3 separate regions of the Homo sapiens genome follow, and regions 2 and 3 are each linked to region 1. A link is a contact called in ENCODE Hi-C or POLR2A ChIA-PET data. All regions are on one chromosome and are shown on one strand. The core of a region is the stretch at or near the end of the contact, and the rest is flanking DNA. Distances in the headings are between cores, read along the strand shown. Region 1 overlaps MPP7 (MAGUK p55 scaffold protein 7). Region 2 has its middle 65 kb from the start of MPP7-DT. Region 3 holds the start of ODAD2 (outer dynein arm docking complex subunit 2).

Region 1 (2,717 bases), core at 58-2,557:
AAATATACAAAAATCTTTGTATTCATACCGATAGTAAAAAGAGTTCTGGCCGGGCGCAGTGGCTCACGCCTGTAATCCCAGCACTTTGGGAGGCCAAGCAGGCAGATCATGAGGTCATGAGTTCGAGACCAGCCTGGCCAACATAGTGAAACCCCAACTCTACTAAAAATGCAAAAAAAAAAAAAAAAAAAAAAAATTAGCCAGGCATGGTGGCGCGGCTGAGGCAGGAGAATCACTTGAAACAAGGAGGCAGAGGTTGTGGTGAGCCAAGATCACGCCACTGCACTCCAGCCTGGGCAACGCAGTGAGACTCCATTTCAAAAAAAAAAAAAAGAGTTCTTACTGATTCACTTTTGGAGGGTGCAAGGGCACCAAAACAACATTGTGAAAATTCGTAGATTAATTGTTCCTATATAAGCTGTATTTCAAAATAACCTAAGAATTGATAAGGAAAAATTGTTCTGTACAATGATAAGAAAATGATTAAATAAACCATAGCATAAGCGGTTGATGGATTACAATAATGCCACTAAAAATTATGATTACAAAGTTTAGTGATTAAAGATACGGATCTCTTCTCTATCCTAAGTTGCACTAAGATGATTTTTCAAATTAAAAATAACAGAAATGAGACAGAAGACTAGAGAGTTCAAAAATTTTTAGAAAAAGGAAGCCACCGCATAGAACCAGACAAAGTGGGGAATTGTTTAAAAGAGACAATTTGACCCAGGGAACACTGTCATGCTGGCGGATCAGGGATGCCAGGCATGCAGGTGCTGAAACCCTAAATACTGTGAGGGGCTCCTTTCCCTTGGCTGATCCAGAATGTCAAGCAGCCAGCCACCTAAGGCCCAGGCAGCAGATTCCAGGTCTCTCTGATGAAAAAACTGAAGAGCCATGGAGAAAAATGGCTCTTTATTCTGGGATTTGCAATCTCTCCTCCTGTAACCAACAGTAGCTGATTTTTCATCCTTTCCCTCTGAAGCAGAGTTTTTAAGTTCTGGCACTACTGACATTTTAGGCTGAATAGTTCTTTGTTGTGAGGGGCTTTCCTGTCTATCGCAGGATGTTCAGCAGCATCCCTGAGCTGTTCTCCTAGATGCCAGCAGTACCCCCTCCTCAAGTCATCACCATCAAAGATGCCTCCAGATGTTGCCAAATGACCAGGAAAGGCGAGAAGGAATCCAACTCAGTCGAAAACCACTGTTCTACAGAGATTCCACCTGTCACCAGGCCCTGCTCCAACACATAGATCTTCCAATCAGCTCTTTTAACAACTCACTATTAAACACAGGCAGACAACCAAGAATAAGCAGACATTTGAGGAAAGCCCCCACAGGATAAACACCAAGCAGGCAAAACAGGAAAAAAAAAGTCCCAGAGTAAAGAAAAATTGTGAACAAAATGAGGAGAATTGAAAATGAAACCGAAACCATTCTACTGAATACTCATCAACAAGCAGAGTAGCATGATAGTAAAAATGTAGAACTTGAGTCAGACCACCTGGGTTCAAGACCAGCTCTACCACCTAACTGGCTGTGTAATCAAAGTGGTACCTCATTCTTCTAATCTTTACAATGGGGTAAAGATTAATATCTATCTAAAGGGTTGCTGGAAGAGAGAAACAAGGTACTTAGAACTTTGAAAAGTTCATGGAACACAGAATCAACAAAAAGGGGGCTTTTGTTTTGTTTAATTATCCTCAGAAAGATTCTATAGTGTATCCATGGAATGAGACTAAGATGTTACAAAAAAGAAACAGAGACATTCTTCTCAAATGTACTGGAATTAAAATAGCAGCAGCGAATTTTTAAGATTTTAAAGAGAAATGTAGTAAAAGTTGAAGAAATCTCTTTAAAAGCAAAGGTAAAATCCAGAAAGGCCAATATTCACCTAAAAGAACTTCTAGAAAGATGGAAGAGGAGAAGAGCTGAGGGAAGGAAATTATCAAGAAATTAAAGCTGAAGAACAGATGTCTCCAGGACTGAAAAGGTCCATTGGATCCAACCATTACAACGACTGGGGTGCAGATAAAGAACTCCTTGCAACCCCACACTAACCTCATCACTGTGAAATTTCTCCTCCAACACACTCACACTGGTTAATTCTTCAGCAACTTTCAGATCTTATTTAACTAGATCAGTGATCAGTTCTTCAATAAAACTTCCCAGAATCTTGGAAAATACCCCCTTCTCTGCCCCTTATACACTCAAAGCACCAAAAACCTGTCCCTATCTCAGTAATAATTACACACTTACTCAAGTGATTACTTGAGTGTTGATTCCAAGAGTCATATGGTTTAAGACCACCGTGTCTGTTTTTCACCATTGCATCCCCATCATCTAACACAATCTATAATAACTATTTAAATACATTTTATATAAATGAGCCATATAATAAAATTACTGATTTCTTGGAAATATCATACATTAATAATAATAAATACCTCTACTACAGAGTTTCACAACTCATTACATGAAATAAAAAAATTTCACAAGTTTTTCGTACTGCTTTGGCCTGAATTTGCTTCTTTTATCTTTAACCCATCAGTGACAGAACTAAATTCTTTAAGCTAGGTCTCAGATGTCCCGAAGGAATGAGCACCACCTAGTGGAGGCACATAATATTAAAAAGTGGCTTGAAACACTACCTAAATTTACTAGGCACACAATAGTGGCTAGCCAAATATTTATTCAAATTAAAAGACAAAGATACAT
Region 2 (2,717 bases), core at 73-2,572, 190 kb after region 1:
TGGGAATTTGTACCGAGTCGCAAATGGCTCATGAGTTACTGAGAACCCTCACTGGAGAACACGTGCCTTGTGGAAACCCTCTTGTGATATAAGCAGCAGGGGCACCCCTGCCAGTTTCAAAATCGTGTGACAAATGGACACAGACCTGTGCCCCCCACTGTCAGAGCCTATCTGCTCTCTACAGGGGCTTCCTTTTGAAGAGTCAAGCTTCTTGCCAAGCTATCTTTCAGCCAAAAACCATTTTCCTCTAGTTTACAGGAAAAAGAGGAAGAAAAAGCCCACCCATCCTTTTCTGGGTTGATTATTTTCCATTTGAAATTAACGAGCTTCCCACGATGAAGCCAAGTTGTTTTGTTCGGATAATGAAATTGCATTTTTGCTTCACACGCAGCAATTCAAACTAACGTGGGCTCCAGCCATTTAGGGAACAGGTCCTTAGTATGGCCAGAAAGAAGGAATGCTACTGTTTTACAGAGATAAAAGTTACATTCAAATTCCTCTCTGAATTTCCCTGCGTATCATGGACAGACAAACTTACAGAGAGACTTTGTTTGTTTTTTGTTTTTTGAGACAGTTCTTTCTCTGTCGCCAAGGCTGGAGTGCAGTGATGCAATCGTGGCTCTCTGCAGCCTTCAATTCCCAGGCTCAAGTCATCTTCTCAGGTTCCCGAATAGCTGGGACTACAGGTGCAGCACCATGCCCGGCTAATTTTTTTACTTTTGTAGAGACAGGGTCTCACTATGTTGCCGAGACTGGTCTCAAACTCGTGGCCTCAACTGATCCTCCCGCCTCAGCCTCCCAAAGTACTGGCATGAGCCACTTTGCTTGGCACAGAAATACTTTAAATATTTACCCAGGATATTTCAAATATGAATCTGTACTTGACGTGTCTACAAGTGGCTGGCTAGTGTTTCCAAAGACGCACTGAAAACGTTGAAAAAATAAAATGGCGACTCCGGATAAGGTATCTGTCACCATGCTATGTTGCACAGAATGCTCACAGGAAAAGCCACACTGCTCTGTGACATTATGATCAAGGAACACGTGCTGAGTGGAGGCTCAGACCATATGGGCCTGTGCATATGGTAATCATTAAAGACTCACAGCTTACAAGAGTAACTGACAGAAAAAATATATATAGTGAGAGTCTCAGTGGTATAAATTCCTCTCTAGACCTCCCACCATATGGGGATATTTAAGTCAAAAGAATTAAGCATCAGAGCTAGAAGCTATTCCTGCACACAAGTAGAAACTACTTTCAGTGAGCAGAATCAGGAAATACGATGACTTGTCTACTCAGGCACATACTTAAAGAAAGTACCCAAACCGAAGGAACTAGAAAGACTTTCGCTTCTTTTGAAAAGAAGGGAAGTGGTGAGTGAGCTTCGGCATTCAGCCCCACCCAAAGAGCTCCCCAGACCTGGGCCACAGTGTCAGGAAATTGCAGCAGAGAGTTCAGAGAGACAGGACTAGGTCCAGCAAAGGAAAAATGATTAAGGGGTCAAAGACAGGGATAAAAGTGGCTTTTTTTCCCCAAATATTGAGTTGGAGTCTTTATTTTTATTTTGTATTTTTATTTATTTTTATTTTTTGAGACGGAGTCTCGCTCGTTAGCCCAGGCTGGAGTGCAGTGGCACAATCTCAGCTCACTGCAACCTCTGCCTCCTGGATTCAAGCAATTCTCCTGCCTCAGCCTCCTGAGTAGCTGGGATTACAGGTACGCACCACCACACCCAGCTAATTTTTGTATTTTTGGTAGAGACGAGGTTTCACCATGTTAGCCAGACTGGTCTTGAACTCCTGACCTCATGTGATCCACCTGCCTTGGCCTCCCAAAGTGCTGGGATTACAGGCATGAGTCATCCTGTCTGGCCAACTTGGAGTCTTGAATGAAAAATAAGAGATACATTTTCAAATTCATGCAAAGTGCAAGCATTTATCTTTGGTAAGCATGGGTTTGCAATCTGAAGAATCTGTAGATTTTTCAGGTGAAGATGAGCAGAGTAGGAAGCAAATATTGTACTTTGACCGATTTTTTTTTTTTTTTTTTTTTGAGACGGAGTCTCACTCTGTCACCAGGCTGGAGTGCAGTGGCACAATCTCAGCTCACTGCAACCTCCACCTCCTGGGTTCAAGCCATTCTCCTGCCTCAGCCTCCTGAGTAACTGGGACTACAGGTGTGCACCACCGCACCCAGCTGATTTTTTTGTATTTTTAGTAGAGACGGTTTCACCATGTTGGCCAGGATGGTCTCGATCTCCTGACCTTGTGATCCACCTGCCTTGGCCTCCCAAAGTGCTGGGATTACAGGCGTGAGCCACCGCGCCCTGCTGGCCAATTTGATTTTAAGCAAAAGGTTTCATTTTGTTACATACCTCACCGTGCTCTGGCCACATCCTAGAAGATGGTGACACCATAAGAAGGGGCCAGAACACATCCTGAAGCAATATACTAGTCACTGTCACCTTCACCCCCATGCCTCAGAAAGTAAATTTACACCCCACCAGGGAGCAAAATTACACTCACATACACAAAACATGAAACGCCGAAGCATCCTATTGTGGAAGTCAGTTTTAACATAAGAAGAAAAGTCTATGCCTTCAAGAAATATTTATTAGGGCTGGGCCCAGTCCCTCATGCCTGTAATCCCAACACTTTGGGAGGCCAAAGTGGGAGGATCACGTAAGGCCAGGAGTTTGAGACCAGCCTGGGCGACA
Region 3 (2,717 bases), core at 155-2,654, 180 kb before region 1:
AGGGTGGCCTATGACAATCCAGAAGGCAAGATCAATGTTATTAGAAAATAAATAAATAAATAAATGGTGTTCAAAAATGGTCGGCATAACTCAAAACTAAGATTTTAAAATCAAGACCAGTTGCTCCCCGGTTTCTGCCCATTGCCAAGCTCTTTTGGCTTAAGAACCATAGTTAAAATGAATCCATGTAAATACACAGCACACACCTTTGAAGTAAAGAAAGTAAGTTTAAAGATTAAAAGGAAAAAAGTTTTGGTTACGTGTTTACATAAACTGGGATGTTTACATAAACTGGGAATCACTTAGCACTCATTTTTCTCTTTATCCAATAGATACCACAGATTGTTTTTCTTTCTAAAGGTCAATTTCAAGCTTCCAGCATCATTAGTGAAATGAAACCCATTCGGTAATCACATCGTTAACACTTAAACAGAAGCACAACCGAATTCTTTAGGGGGCTACGGAAAGGCAGCCATCAGCTCTGAGATCTATGAAATGTGGTTGGTAACATCCACGGGGAGTCCGCGCATACACTGCTTTCTGAGAATGCAGAAGTTACTCAGTAAGACCGACAGAAAATCGAACTTTTAGACATGACATGAACAGGGCCCTAAGTAAAACCAAAGCTAAGCCTAGTGTGGGATGACGGCCCCCACCAGACTCGTTACAAGAAGGGGGCGTCAGAGCTGAGACCCTAAGTTTCCAGGAATGGATTCGGTAAGGGGACGAGGAGGGAAGGGACGGCGAAAACCACGCTGGGAGCGGGAGGCAGAGCTGCAAAGGGCGGAGGAGAAAGACGGGCTGGGGGAAGGAGAGGCAGGGAAGCGGCGGGAGAAGTGGAGAGCGGATCCGGGAGGTGATGGGGCCGAGGTAGTGCAGAGAGGGGCGCAGGGACTGAGGAGCAGACGGTCCCCAACCTAGGGCCGAGGCAGGGTCTCGCGGGGAGGAAGGAGTGAGATGGGGCTGGGAGAGAGAAGGGAAGGGGGCGGGTCTTGGTCCCCGGGAGGGAAAGGGGAGCAGGCGAGAGCGGCAGCGGCGGGGCCAGAGAGCCGCCTCTGTTTCCCGATCCACGCGGGCGGCTGCAGAACCCCTGCGGGGGTGAGCGTGGAGACCCCCAGCCGCACTCACCTGCAGCACCCTGCCCCCCGCAGTCGGCGCCCGCCTGTTGCTAGGACGCGGGTCAACACTGCGCGCCCTGCGGCCGCGCACGCCGGCGCCCTTGTGGGAGGCCTACAGGGCCCGTGCCCTCCCCCGGGCGCCGCCGCCGCCGCCTTCCGCTCCCAGCCTCACCCGGCCGCGACCGCAGCCCAGTCCGTTACCCTGGTCTCGGGACCTCCGCGCATCCAAGATTCCCGCGGACCCGTTGCACCGTATGCCCGCGCCAGAGACGCTCTGCGCCCGCGCTGGGTTCCACCCGCCCCGGCCACCTGCTGCTTTCCGCTCGGCCCCTCCCGGGAAACACTTTTATTCAACTTTGCATCTCCCTTTCTCAAACACTTTTATGCAACTCCCGAGTGTGCACCCTAACTCACTCCACGCGGTGGGAAAGGTTGACTTTGACAGAGGTCGTGAGCAGTTGCGGGGTCGGCGGCAAGTTAGCAGAAAACTTAAAATGGAGCAGAAAGGAAGCAGAAAATATTCCTTAGAAACCCCTTTTTACATTTTTCCATAGGCTTCCAGACAAGTGCGTTGTATGTACCTGAAATCTTCACTGAGTACCCCCAAATAGCATAGGGCTTCTCCTAGGATATTTGAGGCTTACATGTTTCTCTCCAAAAAAACAAATATGGTAGAATACTCTGATACTCACCGGGAAAGCAGAAAGCGCTCTTCAATAGGGCAGAGGATCGGAGTGAAATGAAAACATGTCCCCCATCTCTTTTTTTAAATGGCCTTTACCTTTGTCCATTAAGATGGTTTTGACCCCACCTCTAGACACCCTACCAGCAAGAGCCCCAACTGGAACACCAGTGAGGGATAAAGGAGTGGGAATATTGAGGTGGGGGGGGATGGGGAAGAATGCACTATCTTGGGGTGGGGGGACACGGTGTTTAAGGACCAATGCCGGAGCACTTAGGATGATGGGGTGTTTAGGAATTAAAACTGGATTCTTTTCCGGATGCCAAAGAGGCAAATGTGGAATGATGTTAGGATATCACCTGTCATAATATTATACGGATTCAGCTCAAAGCAGAACCTTTCTGCAAACACGTAGGGATATGAGGTATAGATATTTGTCCTTTGTTTTGGGTTTTTTGGAGGGTGGGGGACGAAGTCTGGCTCTATCACCCAGGCTGGAGTGCAGTGGCACGATCTCGGCTCACCGCAACCTCTGCCTCCCATCTCGGCTCACCGCAACCTCTGCCTCCCGGGTTCAAGAGATCCTCCCCCCTCAGCTTCCTGAGTAGCTGGGATTACAAGAATGCGCCGCCATGCCCGGCTAATTTTTGTACTTTTAGTAGAGACGAAGTTTCACCATGTTGGCCAGGTGGGTCTTGAACTCCTGACCTCAAGTGATCCACCCACCTCGGCCTCCCAAAGTGCTAGGATTACAGGCATGAGCCACCATGCCTGGCCTGTTTTGGGTTCTTTTCTTCTCTTTTTGAAAGTGCGAAAGTTGTTAGGAATGGAATAGTTTCACCTAAAGGAGATACTACCTGCAGAGAAGCTTAGACTTGCAACCAGTGAGAAAGGGGCTTATGCTAATAGGTATACAG

Evidence for each region. Hi-C counts contacts between places; a loop is a spot of excess contacts on that map. ChIA-PET counts read pairs that join two places held with the same protein, here RNA polymerase II (POLR2A). Pooled maps may share reads with other maps.
Region 2: a loop to region 1 is called in a map of naive thymus-derived CD4-positive, alpha-beta T cell, with 9 times the contacts of the local background. The contact joins two enhancer-like sites. A Hi-C loop is called at or near these places in 1 of 168 maps with a recorded cell type or tissue (naive thymus-derived CD4-positive, alpha-beta T cell) and 7 of 50 pooled maps. POLR2A ChIA-PET finds 5 or more read pairs at or near these places in 2 of 52 experiments (Panc1 and common myeloid progenitor, CD34-positive).
Region 3: a loop to region 1 is called in a map of endothelial cell of umbilical vein, with 6 times the contacts of the local background. The contact joins the promoter of ODAD2 here to the enhancer-like site in region 1. A Hi-C loop is called at or near these places in 4 of 168 maps with a recorded cell type or tissue (IMR-90, endothelial cell of umbilical vein, mammary epithelial cell and 1 more) and 14 of 50 pooled maps.

The regions. Positions count from the first base shown.
Region 1 is chr10:28,177,089-28,179,805 of GRCh38, forward strand. The region is part of intron 3 of MPP7 (MAGUK p55 scaffold protein 7); the gene reads right to left. Among named protein-coding and RNA genes, the nearest start is that of SNORD130, 110 kb to the left of the region's middle. Within about 2 kb of position 1,308, at least 6 of the 41 ENCODE cell types and tissues checked have a DNase peak (open chromatin) inside an H3K27ac peak, as active enhancers do; they include endothelial cell of umbilical vein, where a contact is called at or near this core.
Region 2 is chr10:28,367,014-28,369,730 of GRCh38, forward strand. No RefSeq gene overlaps it. Among named protein-coding and RNA genes, the nearest start is that of MPP7-DT, 65 kb to the left of the region's middle. Within about 2 kb of position 1,323, at least 9 of the 41 ENCODE cell types and tissues checked have a DNase peak (open chromatin) inside an H3K27ac peak, as active enhancers do.
Region 3 is chr10:27,997,675-28,000,391 of GRCh38, forward strand. ODAD2 (outer dynein arm docking complex subunit 2) reads right to left here and starts at 1,405. Exons shown (of 20, transcript NM_018076.5): 1 at 1,320-1,405.